2 separate regions of the Homo sapiens genome follow, and region 2 is linked to region 1. Evidence: read pairs that join two places in POLR2A ChIA-PET (ENCODE). Cell type or tissue: OCI-LY7. All regions are shown on one strand. Links, peaks and the distances in the headings refer to the core of each region. The heading gives the core; the rest is flanking DNA.

Region 1 (11,421 bases), core at 3,489-8,488:
TCTGAGGCCAGGCGAAGGGAATGCAAGTTCTAATAAGTCTGGTACATTCATCAGCTTCAAAACTCCTCTTCCTAAGCTGGAAGGCCAATGTATGCCAATTATCTTTTACTTTGCCCCTTTTAAAGATAATTATCATTCAAAAAATAAATATAAAAAGATTTAAATGTTAATCTCCTCCAGCACAGGTTAAAGATGGTGATGCAGGCTTCTAGTCCTGTTGGATTTTGGCCAAACTCAGTTATCTGGATGGACTTTTTGCTACTTACATGCCCAGCTGAGGCCCTAGATTCCCTATAGCTGATCCCATTTCTTCAGAATCCTTGAGCTTGGAAAATTCATTGTGAATGTTTGTCCCAGGAGGGATATCCCAGATTGCCTTTAGCTATTTAGGAACAAGCAATTAAAAAGCAGGATGGTGTTCGATGATTTAATCTGCATTTTTTTCTTGTATGACTCCAACTTCAAATCCAGCAGGACTGAATCCATAAACAGTTGAAGTTAGTAACCTATAAACACCTGCAGCTCTCCCCAGTTAAGTCAAGGCCCATGCAACTCTAGACCCTGGGATGCAAGAACCACATCAACAGATACTTGTTCTTCTATCATTTGAACATAAAGATTCTGCTTCTTATTTCTAAAAATTGTTTCACATTTACATATACCAGCTTTAAATAAGTGTTAGCCAAACAGTGAGTTTCAGAGGCCCAAACTCAGAACTCGATGGCCCAAGGAGGTGCAGGAGCCAATTAACCAATTTCATGGCATTATAATAAACTCAGACCTTGGGAAGGCTTTTAATGTGTTACTCAACTGACGTCAAGAAGAAAATGTCTTTGTATCCTCTTTTATTTATGTAGATGAGGAAACAACCAAGTCCACCCAGGTCCTTTGTGGGTATCTGGCATGAGAAGGCCAGTGGTCCACACAAGCGAGAAAGGGCATTTTAATCAAGGAGGGCTGGAAATGAACTGGAAAGCTCATTTTTATTTTTGGAGTGCTTCTATTCTTAAAAGGATGTACAATTCTGAAGTTTGTTCAAAACTATTTAAGGAAATAAAAGATTAATGTGTCAGTAAAAAAAAAAAAAAGAAGAAAATGTCAAAATACTAAAAACAGACTGGAGTTAAAAATCTGGCCTCCAATTCCATGAGAAGTTTATTCATCCCTCTCCTTTTATATACACAGAGGTGATCTCACAGCATCACATTGCAGTGAGAGCAAAATGACATAAAATCAACCAGGCAGGCTGCACAGAAGTTCCAAAAACAGGACTCCACGAATGAGTGGGGAAGTAAGCCACTCTAAATGGAGCAAAGCACATTCTGCTTCCACTGTTCAACTTTCCCCCAACATAACTGATTTCCAGAGGTTGTTATTTTAAATCAATGCCCAGCACAACCATATTGAATTAGACCTAGCTGATTTACAATCATAAATGTGTTGAACTGGAAGAGTATGCAAAGAATCTCTTGTCTAGCAGTTTTCCAAAATAGTTCCTCAAATTGCAGATATTCCAAAGACTTCCATAAAACTGAGGTAGAGGCTAAGGGGAAGGATATCGCGGTCAGGACCCAGGCTCCAAATGTCAGCTTCGAGCAGAACTGCTACATTTTTACCTATCATTTATATTAGTATGCTGAATCTAGATCATTTTGGGGGGAAAAAAACAAGCTTTTAAAAGGTTACTCACACTCCCCACCCCTACCATGAAGCTGAAATGTACGGAAGGGTGGAGAATTGCCCCAGACAGCATAATTAGTGAGTGGCAAAGTACAATGGAATCTTGTTATTCTGGGTCTCAATACAGTTTGCAGATTTATCTAAATTTCAGATTTCAAAACTCTGATTAATTTCTCAAATGCTTCTTTGCAATACTGTATAAATTCATGTTGTGACTCAACTGGAAAAAAATTCAGTAAAGATTCATGCTGTTTTAATCCATTCTTGACCAAAAAATCCTTGTAATTACCAAGCTACTTTATTTTCTTAAGTACAAAACCTACAGGCACAGTCCCAGAGGAAATTCTCCAATTTGGAAACCCTCTGAGCATTTATGTAATTTATTCCAGGAATGAATAAGAGGCTTAGCTAGCATGCCAGTACTGATTGATTGGTAGTGACTGACTGAGAAAGATCCTGAAGCCACCACTGGCCACAGAGATTATGCAGCAATGATTAGCAATGTCTGCCATGGATGTGGGAGGGGGAAATATGGTATGGTTGCCCCATGTTTGTCATCCCTGGCCTCTCCTGTAATCCCAGCACTTTGGGAGGCCAAGGCAGGCCGATCATGAGGTCAGAAGATCGAAACCATCCTGGCCAACATGGTGAAACCCTGTCTCTACTGAAAATACAAACATTAGCTGGGCATGGTAGCGCATGCCTGTAATCCCAGCTACTCAGGAAGCTGAGGCAGGAGAATCGCTTGAACCCGGGAGGAGCCATTGCACTCCAGCCTGGGCAACAAGAGTGAAACTCTGTCTCAAAAAAAGCAAAAAAAGAACCAACATTTTGTGGATGTTTGCACCCTCTCTTTCCCTCCACTGGAGACTCTGGAAACACAAAGCCAGAAGAGTGTAATGGGTTCCGTTGTTCACAGCCTGGTCATTGTGGTTGAGATCTGTGTCCAGCATGAGGCACAGTAAGTATTTGTGAAATGAATTGATAGCTGCATAAATGAATGGACATCTGCATTTCACACCACTATATCCCCATCCTGAGACAATGAGCACAGCAACACTAGCTGCTACAATGGAGAAGAAAGAGGGAGAAAGAAATCCTGGGGTGGAGGGTGTAATTAATATAGTATTTCCAGAGTAGTATCCCGATACGTGTTTTTGACCTGAATTTATAAGGAACTCAAAGACAAGTCTCTGCAATTTAAGATCTATACTTTGAAAATACATTAGGCCCTATCTAGAAAATGGTTCCCTTTTTGGCTGGGATTTACAGTTAGCTGAATTGGGTGCTAATCCTCCATGTATGAAATATGGGAGATGTGAGTGAAATGCTTTTGCCCCTAACCAACTGTGTGAGCCCCTTGGGTCTGAGATTCCTCGTTTGTAAATAACAGAGTTGCACTCTTCCACTTGTTCTTTCAGTAAATATTGGTTGACTGCTGAGAGCTCCAGGCACTGGGTTGGAGTTTCATAATCTAGGGAGGACATCAGACATTAAACAACATCTCATTGCAAAGCCTGCTGAGTGCCAGGAAGGTCAGAGGACTCTGAAGGAACCAAGGTCCCTTCCTGCGCCAGTAACCTGTGGTTTTATAGTGGTTTCTATTGTTTCCCATCCCTGGGTGTCCACATTCCAACAGCGACCCTTTCTGGAGAGTTGTGGGTGGGCACAATTAAAGGCATGAAGAGATACTGGGCCTGGAGTCCTGCCTCAATTTTGCAACAGGCAGGTCTCAGGAGCCCTCTTGCTCCTCCTTTTCCTCAGAGCCTTACAAAGAAGAAGAAAGTCCCTTGTACTTAAAATATTTTCTTGGATGAGAATGCAATTTTCTTAGACGTTCTGTATGCCATTAAATTCTTCCTTGGCTTGAATCTTTCTTGTTCTTCCTGAGATGGAGAACCCCTGGCTAGCAGCCTGTCACCACCAGCCCCCTGTGAGATACTTAAAGCCAGTCTCTGTCACAGCTTTGCCTCCTCTTCTGCAGAGAGATGCTCTCATTTCCATGAAACTAACTTCCTCAGAGAGATGCTCTCATTTCCATGAAACTAACTTCACAGGTTTCTTACCTCTTCCTTTTAGACACTTTTTCTCCTGAATTCTTCCCCTGAATTCTTTCCAAGTCTCTTCCAATGGGAAAAAACTAGACAAATCCTTTGGAAAGGGTCTCACCAAGAATAAAAAGAGTATTAATTTATTAACCGTCAACTGTCTTTTCTGTCCTTTTCTTTTTTCAGCTTGGGGGCAACCAGTATTTATTGATCTTATTAGATCTCAAATAACATTTATGCTGGTTGGATTATTATTCATTTACTCATATATAGCCTCCTAAACATTAGCATTGTATGTTTAAGACTTCAAAATAACATTAAAAAGCATAATAACCAAAATGCCAACCATAATGGTATTGACTTGGTGAGCAGAAGGCTCTCTGGTCAGGTCTATGTTAAATTTCTCAGGTATTTCATGCATGCGGAAATCATCAACTGTCTGTAAAACTAACCCAAATTCGCCCTCCAGAAACTTTCTAAGTCAGTTAAGACAACAAACACAAGGGACCTTTGTTCAGCACAAATTTCATTATGAAACGCAACACTCGTGCTTTCTAACAACAGTTTCCTGATAAAACAGAATCTTTTTCTTAGCCTGTTATTTTTATAAAATCATACTCAAAACTTGGACATTTCTACGATCTCATATTAGTCCTTTTCTAATACTTCTTTATCATTTTTCTGAGAATGTTAATACTGGATAAAAGTAAAGTCTGTAGAGATTTTTGAAGTTTTTTAAGTCAAAACAAAAGTTATAAACAGAGGAATTGGAACTGAGGAGAAAGAAAGTGTTCCACCAAAGCAGTCCTACAAACTGCACTCTACAAATAGACACCAAATTTATAAACCCAGAGACCCATATGGCTCAGAAACAGAGCACTAGCAGGTTCAAGAAGCTCAGTTTAAGAGCCAAATGGGATTGAAAAGGACTTCTATCATTGTCTGATATCTCTTGAAGGACATTCAAGAAGCTGTAAATATGTTGTTTCAGACTCTAGGATCATTGACTAAAACCCTGTGCCTACCCTGGCTCTCCTCCCTCCTCCCTCACCCCTCCTCAGCCAGACACCTCTTCCTTACCTCACTGAACAAGAGCTCCTAACTTTTGATCCACCCCCTTCCCCTCTCACTTAGCACTTATGGTGCAAAAGTATGGTCTTAGGGGAAGTCTAAGAGCTGGGTATGTCTATGAATTCCCCGTCATTCATTTTTTTCCTAAATGTATTAGTCAGGATTCTTTCAGGTCCAAGTTTCAGAAACCCACTCAGACTGACTTCTCCGTAAAAGCAACATTACTGACTTAGGTAACTGTAATGTTACCGAGGGCATTATTTCAGGCATAGCTGGACCCAAGGACTCAAATTATGTCTCCGGGAACTCATTTCTCTCATATATTGGGTCTGTTTTCTTTTGTATTTGCTTTAATATCTTCCAGTTGGTGGGGAGGTGACCACTAGGAGCATCAGCCTACCAACCCAGAGGCACAGGGAGCACCTCTTTACAAAATGTTGCAGAAAGAGTCCTGGGGGGATGCTCATTAACTGACCTTGAATCATGGACATCCTGAATTTTAAAAGGATGGGGTACTCTCAGGTGCCTGACCCTTTTTATGGATCTATTCCTGGGGCTGAAGGAACCAAATCAGAGCAGCTCCACCCAAATCAGACTGGAATGGGTGGGTCCTCTGGTTACTTTTCAGGGAAGATGGAGGAGCATTTATCTGAGTGGGGGAAACAGGCTGGGCAAACCAAAACAGCAGACGGCAGTCAGGACAGGCTGGGGAATCACAGGAGCAACACAACAGGGCTGGACTGTGCTCGTGTGCATGGGCACACTAAGCCGGCTGGCAGCTCTGCTCCTGGTGCTCACCCAGGGCCCAGATGGTCAGGGGTCCACACCACACTCACCTCACAACCTCCAAAGCAGGAAAAGGGGGCGCTGGAGTGCCTCCCACCGGCAGTGAGGCGGTCCTTCCAGGAGCTGGTGCACATCACTTCCACTGGAAGAACAGGAATTTCAGCCACAGAGTGTGCTTGGAAAGAAGAAAACCACTGGGAGGACCAGGTGGGCAGATCACTAGAGGTCAGGAGTTCAAGACCAGCCTGGCCAACATTGTGAAACCATGTCAGGCGTGGTGGGTCACTCCTGTAGTCCCAGCTACTTGGGAGGCTGAGATAGGAGAATCGCTTGAATCCGGGAGACTGAGTTTGCAGTAAACTGAGATCACGCCACTGCACTCCAGCCTGGACAACAAAGCGACACTCTGCCTCAAAAAAAAAAAAAAAAAAGAGAGAGAGAGAGAACCAGAATATTTGATGACAGTCCCAGTGACGTCCTGTACCCATTCATTAATAAGACAGCAATGTCTCCCACAGGGAAGAGCTCTGCACACCATGGACATCTTTCTGCAAAGGGCACACAGGCCATTCACATCCTACTGACAGATCCAGGTCAACCTTCACAGCTGCAGACCCAACTCAGAGGGCATGACAACTCTCAGCGGCCAAAGCCCTCCAGCCCTCCCTCTTTCCTTGCCTTTATTTCCACCTGCAGCCTCCCTCCCATGTTCCTAACAAGATTCTCAATGCTTTATTATATCTAATTTTCCTCCTAACTCCAAAAGAGAAAAGAAACTTTGGAGTGGATGCAGTTTAAGATGCTCTTTGCAATGCCTATGTGTGGAAGGGCCTGTGTGCCCCTTATAGCTACTGCTGACAGGGCCCCGGGTCTGCTCAGCAGGGAAGGCAAACACAACCACTTTTCCTGGGATCTTTGAGTTACTTCATATGTTTAATAAGCAAAATACTCTGTATCTTCTCATACATGTGAAAATCAACAGTCTAATTTTATCTCAAATTTGGTAACAGGTTTTGGTTGTTTCAAATTGAAGAAAATTAATATAAAGCAGAGACTGAGATCTTAAAAATCCTTTTTAAAAATCCTTTTTTAAAATAGGTTTTTCCACCTTCTGTGCGGCCTATACAATACGACATGCATAATTACAGCAGCTCAGTTCTCATGTTCTTCGACAGTGTTTACAAACACCCTGAGGCAGGCATCATTAAATAGAGGCAAGGAAAAGTTACCCAAGGGGGGAGCAGGCTCTCTGCATGTGTGTTTACAATGCCGAATAAAGCTCTAGAGCCATATGCACTGAGAAAGTGTTTCCCCTAAAATACACCGTACAACTAACTTGATTTTGCCATAGAAACAGACATATATAGCTCTTCATAATTTCTATCTTGTATACATATAATTTATTTCTATAAATAGGTAAGACATTTAGGAAATGATTTGATGACAGTCAAAAATTCCGGTGGTTTTCTTTAAGGAGATTTGTATCAGGAATATTTGACAGGACTTTTGGAAAACTCTTACAAGGCCGTGATGGCTTCTTCGGGAGAAATGAATTTAGGACTGTTTGGTTTGCACTGGTGATCACCACACACACAGGGAACATGAGTTCTTAACTATGAATCTTACACAAGTTGAGGATTACTCATATTGGCCCAGATCAGAATCTGTGGAAAATTAGTGATGTAGTGTTTCAGATTGAATTAAGGTTTTTGTTATTTCCCACTTGAAAAATGTGACTTTAGGCATTTTTTTGCAAGAAAAAGACAGTCTTCTTGGCTCCGACTGAATACCATTTTAGTCAATGAGCATGGATCAGCAACACAGGATCACGTTTCCATCAACATGTGGGTGGGATTCAAAATTGAGGAAAGGGAGCTGCACAAATGCATTTGAGGTTTTAATCAAACCCACAGTATTTTCAACAATGGTTCTGTGTGATTAATGAGCCCAGAACAATGCCAGGGTTTCAGCCACCATGCCGTCACAAAACAACTTAGCAAACAACATGCATTTATGAGAGTGGTTGTTTCTCAGCAACCAGAGAACCAAGGAACAGTCTGTTTGTCATGTAAAAAGTGTTATAATGTGGCCAGGCATGGTGGCTCACTACTGTAATCCCAGCACTTTGGGAGGCCAAAGCGGGTGGATCACCTGAGGTCAGGAGTTCAGGACCAGCCTTCAAGACCAGCCTGACCAACATGGTGAAACGGTGTCTCTACTAAAAATACAAATAAATTAGCTGGGCGTGGTGGTGCATGCCTGTAATCCCAGCTACGTGGGAGGCTGAGGCAGTAGGATTGCTTGAACCAGGGAGGCGGAGGTTGCAGTGAACTGAGATGGCACCATTGCACTCCAGCCTAGGCGACAAGAGTGAAACTCCAACTCAAAAAAAAAAAATTGTTGCAATATATTGAATACTTACCACACACAAGGCATTGTTCTAATCACTTTAAACAGATTATCTCACTCAGCCCTCGTAATGGTCTTACCGGTTATTACCACAATGTTACCACCTCCTACTGCGTAACTTTGGGAAAGTTACTTAACCTCTCATGCCTTGGTTTTTGTGAACCAGAGATAAGAACAGACAGATCTCAGGAGGCAGTGTGTACAAATGGCGTAGATCAGGAATAAGCCTCCAGGAGAAGGGACATTTGAGCAAGAATGTTAACCTTGCAGATATCAAAAAGAACAATGTTCCAGAAAAAGGCAGCAGCCAGTGCAAGACAGGACTGACCTGCCCAAGGACCCATGCTTTAGAGGCCTTCAGCTATCACAAGTGCACACACCAGAATAAATTCTCTGACACAATGCGTGGGTGTTCAGATGCGTTGAGAATCTGGGGCTCAGACCTGGTACACAACGCATTGAGAATCTGGGGCTCAGACCTGGTACAGTGAGACCGGAGCCCTAAACATCCGCTCTTCTAAGTAACTCCTCCAGAAACACTTCTCTGCATCTCTCACCCCCTGTCCTGGAAACTTGAGGTGACTGTTCCAAAGCCCAAAGGTTGGTCGTTGGGCCAACATCAGTGCCGAGAGAGTTAAGCAGCAGAAGCACGTAGGCAAGAGAAAAGATAAATTAATGAATTTACCAAATCCTCAACATAAATGCATAGACTCTTGCATAATGAATTGTTTTTCTTTTCCTAGTGGTGTTAAATGTCTATCTCTTTCCTTCTCTTCATATGCTAATTCTTGATTTGGAGGGTGTCACAAATTAGGTGGTATTTCCAACAGTTACAAATGGAGGTTGAGGAATATTTTGCAATATTAGACAATTCACCTGACTCAGGTTTACACATATTTAGGTGTAAACAAAGCATGCATGGACAACTGTAGCAATTCTTTCCATTGGCACATAAATGGATTTTGGATCTTAAGTTGCAAAATAATTCAATAGTTTTAAACATATTTATTGTGCTTTAATTAATATCCCAAACTAATACTTTTGGCTTTATGTAAATCATATTTATTTTAAACTGTATATCAATAATTGTATTTTATATTTTGCTCTATATCTTAATAGATAATTATAAATAATTTAAAACAAAAAACACTCATTTAGAAATGTGAAAAATCTTTTAATTTTTAATTATTTACATTTAATTTAAATTTTGAAGAGGCTATCTTAAAATTTTGTCTACTTTGACTATATTTACATTTTAATTTTAATGCTTAGATTACAACTGCCAACAGAACACAAGTTATGTAAAAATTGTTATAACAATAATGTTTCTGAAATGTGGGCCAAAAACATGGAATAAATACAAAATAATTTATGAATGTCTCTATAACTCATCCAAACATCTCCAGTCCATCAACAGCACACCAAGAGGTCAGAATAATTATGAAATGTCATCATCTTTAATATTTTCCAGACATTTGGTCACGTAAAACCATAGCTTTGTACATTTATTTTATGTATACATACTTATTTTTACATGTATTCTAGTCACTTTTTCCATGGCATTTTTAGTTCTGAGGTATATCTGTCAAGGTAGGAGGAGTGGAGAGGTTTTGCTGATTATCAAAGTTAACTTGGTTTGTAAATTCACATTCAGACACCTAGTGTGAGGCCTCCATTTGCTGTCTCCCAGGGATCCCCTGGGAGTTTGTGAAGGACCTGGCCTGAGACTGGGTGGTGAAGCCTGATCATAGAGGATGGGGAAGGCCCTCCTGGCAGGCTGCATGGGGTCAGCTGGCCCTCCCCACACCAGACTTGGTGCACAGCCCAGGTGCTGCAGTCTCCCAAGGGAGCTGCAGTCAGGACTCTGGCCCCAGCAGGTCGTGCTCTTAGGCACATCTGCAGGCCCCTCCGCATGAAGGCCCAACTACTGGGGCCTTCCCTGAGCATCCCTGCTGAGCTTCCTCATCAGGGAAGGGGGCTCTGGGGACACTTTTCTCTACTCTGACTCAGTACTCAGAGTTTTTTCTCTCTTAGTCCTTCCTCCTCTTCTTCACCCAGCTCCTCACTCCACAAAATCTCAGGAGCCTTTTGAGACAGGCTCCTTCTGCGTTGGTGGGTCTCCACATCTGTGCTGACCCACTGACCTGGTGCTGTCCTGTGGGGACAAATGGGACAGGAGGGAACCAGTGCTTTTCCAGTGTGGCCCTTGCTTATGCCATCGCACAGGGCAGCGAAAGGCTTGCCTGAGGCTCACTGCAGCTGGCTGTCTCTGCCGGCCACTTTGACACTTGTGAACTCTGCTCTCAGCTCAGCCAGCTCTTGATGCTCAAGAGGTCTTGGAGGTCCTGCAGGCCAGCGGTGCCCAACCTTTCTGGGACAAAGCACCCATTTCATGGCAGGCAATTTTTTCATGGATGGGGATGGATCATTTTGAGATGAAACTGTTCCAGCTCAGATCATCAGGCTTTAGATTCTCCTAAGGAGCACACAATCTGGATCCCTCGCACGCACAGTTCACAATAGACAGACTGTAATGCTGCCACAGATCCAACAGGAGGCAGAGCTCAGGCAGTCATGCTCAGCCACCTGTCGCTCACCTCTGCTGCACAGCCCGGTTCCTAACAGGCCACAGACTGATACAACGTAGGCCACTTGGAAGCTGATGAGCAAAGAAGTGACAGCATTTGACTTTTGTTATAAAAAGATGACTCTGGGTGCCATGTTGAGAGCACAAGGAACAGGAGGAGAAGTGGGGAGATGAGCTAGGAGGCTCCTGCAGTGCCCAGGGGAGCGGGAGGGAGGCTCTGAGGGAGGTGGTAGCCATGAGGCTTCAGGAGTTATTTTGAAGACAGATCAAAGTGACTTCCTGACAGATTGGATGTGGTATGTGTGAGACAGGAGTCAAGGGTGACTCCAAGGCATGTAGTGACTTCCCAACAAATGTTAGTTATTATGTCAATATCCTGATTTTGTGAATGGAGAAAAGGAGACAGAGAGGGTTCACATTGACGAATGAAGACAAGGTACCCAGTCCAGTAAGTGGGTCTCAAATCACAAGCATAACTACTCTGCTCCTAAACTGATTCATTGTTTATAAAATATTGTTTTGTAAGTATTTCCGAATAATATCTTGTAAATAAAACATTACAAAATTATGAAATTCCACAACTAACTTCATTCCTTGAAGATGTCTTAGTAGAATTTCAGCACAAACTGAGAGGTGATGCAGTCTCAAGTTTTCCATGTAACCAATATTCATAGAAAAACCTTCCCTGTGCCTTTATCCTTCTTTAGGATCTACATTCCCAAGTATCCAGAATTCACCCGTTTTTTCTGATGCCATTGTTCTTATTTGCTGATCTATTTAAATTAGTCCAGCTAAAGACTGTGGACATCTTCCTTCAGGGAATGTTAACAAAGGACATAG
Region 2 (5,000 bases), core at 1-5,000, 64 kb after region 1:
CTTTGGGAGGTGATGGATGTGTCTGTGGCCTTAGCGGGATGATGATTTTGTGAATGTATTCTTATCCCAAACTCATCGACATGTATGGATTAAATATGCAGAACTTTTTCTATGCATACATCAAGAAAGTGGTTTAAAAAGATTAAAAGATAAAAATAACTATGATTACAGTTAATAAAGAAGAAAATGTTTAATGAAGTTGTTAGTGAAACAGTAGAAATAAGAAAGGGCATATGGAAGTCTTTTTAAACTAACAAATTATAGTGCATTAAAATGCGATATGAGGATGATATGTTACTGTCCCCACATTTAACTTTTCCATAAGACTGTGTATTGATTTGTACTTATTTTCAAATGCTGTCCAGAGGAAAATTATTCTTTAGCTTCGACTAGGGAATCAGGAGACTGGACAGGAGTGAACATATATATGTTATGATTTGCAAAGAAAATAAGAGGCAAAAATGCCAGGAAAAATATTGACTTTCATGCCAAATAAAAGTCCAAAAATATAAAGTAGATGAAGAGAACATGTTGGAAGGCCTAAATAAAAGCAGACAAAATAAAATGTGAAATAATAGCAGCCGTAATTAAAATCAAATCCAAAATAGTCAATTTTTGTTTACGACCAATTACTAATTATGTTTTAATTATATTTCAGTCTTTAAAATTAAACACATTAATGCATGCAGAGGTCAGATGTCAATACTAGAAATTCAAAGGTAAATTCAAATTTATACTCACTGGGTCAATGGACAGAGTAGAAATTTTCTTCCCATTGTTCCTCTCCCTCTGTACGTGTTTCCATGTTTTTTTGGTGTGAATTTTTTAGATGTGTCAAGTTTTCCTGTTTATTTGTAACTTTTTCACGGAAAGACTAACTTCCAACAGAATTCCCATTTTGGATACAGTATTCATGTTCAAACTGATTGGGCTTATCATAGTCAATAACGTTGCATAAGAATTCCAGCTTGATTCCTGAAAGGAAACATCTTCACTCTGCCTTGGTTTAAAAAGACTTAAGCTTTATAATTGACATTGCAATTCATTTCAAACTGAGGGAAAGAAGATGAATCTCTCTCCTCCATGCCTGATGCAAATCTAGAATGACTTCTTCCAAAGCAGCTTGAGCAGGGGACTGAGCAGAAAAGATGGAGATATATTGATATACGGGCTCCACGATGACCTGGATAAAGGTCTCCTAGCTCCTGCTCTTCAGGGAGAACAAGCCATTTTCAGAAGGAAGACAGACTTACATCAGGGGCGGCAGGATAGTGCAGATCAGCAGAGAAGGGAAAATGGTGCATTCTTACCCAGTGGAAAGCCCACACTCCCACAGGAAGCCCAGCTACATGAGGATTGGCATTCTCCAAAGGAGGGCTGATCAAAAAAGTGCTCAGCTGCCGAACATGCTAGGGAAACATTCCTTTTCTTGGAGATTCTCAACAAGACTATTCAGTGATCTAAGTATTACAACAGTAAGAAACTTATCCAACCTTGTTTAAATCACATAGCTAATCACAGAACCTTTTAAGTATATACATATATATTACAACCACTAATCTACAATATCCATTGGAACACACTTTGGGAAATGCTAGTCCAAACAAATAATGTCACAAGTTTCAGCTAAATTCTTGACTTGGGTTGTGATAAGCATCACCAAGTAAACAAAAGATGCCCAGTTAAATCTGACTTTAAGTGAACAGGAAATAATTTTTTTCATATAAATATGTCCCATGTAATATTTTTATTTGCTAAGTCTTCCAACCTTAGCTGTGGCATGGTACTGTCAAACAAACCTGCTGGGACCAAAAATGCATCGGGTTGCTGCTTTGCTGTGCACGGTGCTCATACCTCCCCTGCAGGCTCTGCCACCCTGCTCTGAGTTGCGGCGTGCTAGTGTGCCTGGTAAGTAGTTAGCATTAGAACAAAGGCAGTTACCTTCTTCAGCGTAGCACTCTGGGATCCCATTGGAGCTCATTATCAGGTTGCCATCATCGTCGTGCCGTTCCAAGGTCCCAGGGGGACAGGTGGGGATGGGAGTGGTGGGTGTGGGGGTGGTGGTGGTGGTTGTCCGCGTAGTGGTTCGGACTGTGGTTGTTGGACGCCTGGTGGTCGTGCGGCGGGTGGTGGTCGTGCGGCGGGTGGTGGCAGTGGTGGGCCTCGGGGTTGTAGTGGTAGGCAGGGGCGTCGTAGTAGTGGTGGGCTGCATGGTAGTGGTAGGGGGATGGGTGGTTTTTTTGATGACCTCCAAGCCCACCAGCGGCTTTCCTCCAAGACTCAAAATTGGCTTATCTTGGGCATTGGCCAGAGGTGTGCCATGTCGCCCCTGCCCAAAGAGTGGGAGGCCGTCAGGACTCACCACGGGGGTCCCTTCCAGATCTGAAACAAAATCAACCAATAGCTATGCAACAAGGTGAAGCAATCCAGAGAAAATAAAAAGCAAGCAATAAGTGTCTTCTCAAAGCTTATGTATTATCATGTTTTAATCAGTAAAAGGCAAAGGGATAAATGAATATTGCATCAGTATGCTCCACGATCCTGAGATAACTCTTGTGTCTAGCAAAGGAAGAAATACTTTCCTTTGCCTCATTCCTATGCCTAAGGGGGAAAAGTGTTACTTTGGATTAAAGGTGGAAAACTTCTTCTGTAAAGGGCCAGGAAGCGAATATGTTAAGCCTCATAGGCCGTATGGTCTCTATTGCAGCTACTCAATCCGCTTTTAGAGTGCAAAAAAGAAGATAGACAATACATAAACAACACATAAAAAATGAGTTAGACAGTGCATAATTAAGTGAGTGTATTGTGTTCCAGTAAAACTTTGCGTATGGACACTGAAATGTGCATTTCACGTAATTACCATGCCACAAAATATTCTTTTTTCTGGCAATCATTTAAAAATGTAAAAACTATTCTGAGCTCATGGGTCTTACAAAAATAGGTAGTGGGCTACAACCTACAGGTTGTAGTTTGCGGACCCCTCCTCTGAAAGGGCCAATTTAAGAACAAAGTAAAGGGCCACATTTTCTAGAGGGTGCAGCCTGCAGGAAGAGAACTAACGCTCTCTGGGGGAAACACCAAGTTCTGCCTCTTTTGAGGCTCTTCTTCTCACATGGGTAAAAGTAACTAACCCATGACCATTCATTATAAATGAGGGGGAGAAGGAAGATAGAAGCTGTAATTCTATGGCTAATTCAGTAGGCTTTTATTCTTTAAAAACCATTCTCCCTTACCTACAATGGTTCGACCATCTCCTCCTAGTTTAATCCGAAGAGGATTTCCATGTGAATCTTGGAGGTACCTTCCTTCTGCATTCAATACTAACCCACGATCAAGGTCCACAACCTAAATCCATGACATAGATTAAAGAATATATTGGACATTTTGAAATGATCACATTAGTCCAATTATATATGTATATACCCCTGAAGCTTCCACAGAAGGAAACCGTAATGTGAGTAGAAGACATTCTTTTTGTCAATATCATTCATAAAGTCTTAAAAAGTAAAGTACAGGCCGGGCGCGGTGGCTCACGCTTGTAATCCCAGCACTTTGGGAGGCCGAAGCGGGCAGATCACGAGATCAGGAGATCGAGACCACGGTGAAACCCCGTCTCTACTAAAAATACAAAAAAATAGCCAGGCGCGGTGGCGGGCGCTTGTAGTCCCAGCTACTCAGGAGGCTGAGGCAGGAGAATGGCGTGAACCCAGGAGGCAGAGCCTGCAGTGAGCCGAGATCGCGCCACTGCACTCCAGCCTGTGTGACAGGGCAAGACTCCGTCTCAAAAAAAAAAAAAAAAAAGTACAAAACAGTCATCTTTCATATTATAATTGCTTACCCATATAACATGTAAATTGTTTTAAGTTTCTCAAATCACAAAAGATGTTCAAAATATTTTTACCATTAAGTACATTGTGTCTAATGCTGGAAAGAAGGAAACAATGTGTCTCTCAGTTGAGGGAAGAGATTAAATAATTTGTGGCCCATCCATGTGGTAGAATATTATGCAGACAATTCTACATACGTTCTACGTATATGTGAACTCAGATTACAGGGCTGGTTATTTTGCAAAAATAAAGATATATCCATTTGCATATATAAGCTTAAAACTGCAGAGAAAAAAATTATGGAAGGTTATACCGCAAATGGTTAACAGTGGTTATCTTTGAGAAGTAGTTTGGGTGAAGAATGTTTATTTTCTGTTTCATATATTTCAATATGAATTGTTTTAACTTCTTGCAATGAATGTGAATTGCTAGCATATTAAAGACATAAAATCTTTCCATTTTGCTGTTAATGTTAAAAATCAAAGTTGCTGTAACAAAAACAATATAATTTGTAATCACGTTGCCTAATATAGTATGCATGCAGAAAACGTCACATTCTAAGGAACTGTAAAACTTGAAGAAAGCTATAATTATCTCTATTAAGGAACAAGCTCGTGCTCTTTGCTGGTGGTTCTCAAAGCATGGTCCTGGACCTGAAGCCTCAGCATCACATAGGAACTTGTCAGATACTCAAATCACCCAGCCCTACCCGAGACTTGTATTTGACAAAATCCTCAGTGATCCTGAGCTGGCTTAAGTTTGAGAACCACTGCTTTAGACACTCAGGCTACTGGAGGAAGCCCTGCAAGCAAGCCACTTTGGTGGGTATTGTTTTGGCATTAAAATAAAATTTATATAAACTCTATTTTGAAATCTACCCCATGCTGTTTCCATTCAAAATTGTTTGCAATAGCATTTTGCTTTAATGTGCATTCTTCCTACTATAAATTTCTCTTCCTTTAAGAAATGATAACATGCATCTTTAGATCACCTATGACTGAAAATGTCATAGTCTTTTAGTACATTTCCCTAAACCTTATCATTATAAATGGGAAGTTTTGGTTGGGAATTACAGTATAAATAATTTTTTTATTCTTAGAAAAAGTACTTTAAATTCCTGAATATTGTAAAGTGTTCTGTTACCCTCAACCCACCAAAACCTCCTAAACATTT

What was found. ChIA-PET counts read pairs that join two places held together with the same protein. Peaks named below come from ENCODE experiments on the same cell type or tissue, not always from the same donor. Only the 100,000 strongest peaks of a DNase experiment are listed, where the experiment ranks them.
Region 2: POLR2A ChIA-PET joins it to region 1 with 11 read pairs; 3 of 35 experiments call an interaction of 5 or more read pairs at or near these places.

Annotation. Positions count from the first base shown.
Region 1 is chr6:159,298,179-159,309,599 of GRCh38, reverse strand. No RefSeq gene overlaps it. Among named protein-coding and RNA genes, the nearest start is that of FNDC1-IT1, 63 kb to the right of the region's middle. In OCI-LY7, for the core only: no CTCF peak of the experiment used is centred there; no DNase peak of the experiment used is centred there.
Region 2 is chr6:159,236,899-159,241,898 of GRCh38, reverse strand. FNDC1 (fibronectin type III domain containing 1) reads right to left here. Exons shown (of 23, transcript NM_032532.3): 13 at 3,234-3,345; 14 at 1,942-2,382. FNDC1-IT1 (FNDC1 intronic transcript 1) reads right to left here and starts at 1,147. Exons shown (of 2, transcript NR_046831.1): 1 at 742-1,147. RefSeq lists a silencer at 3,571-3,755. In OCI-LY7, for the core only: no CTCF peak of the experiment used is centred there; no DNase peak of the experiment used is centred there.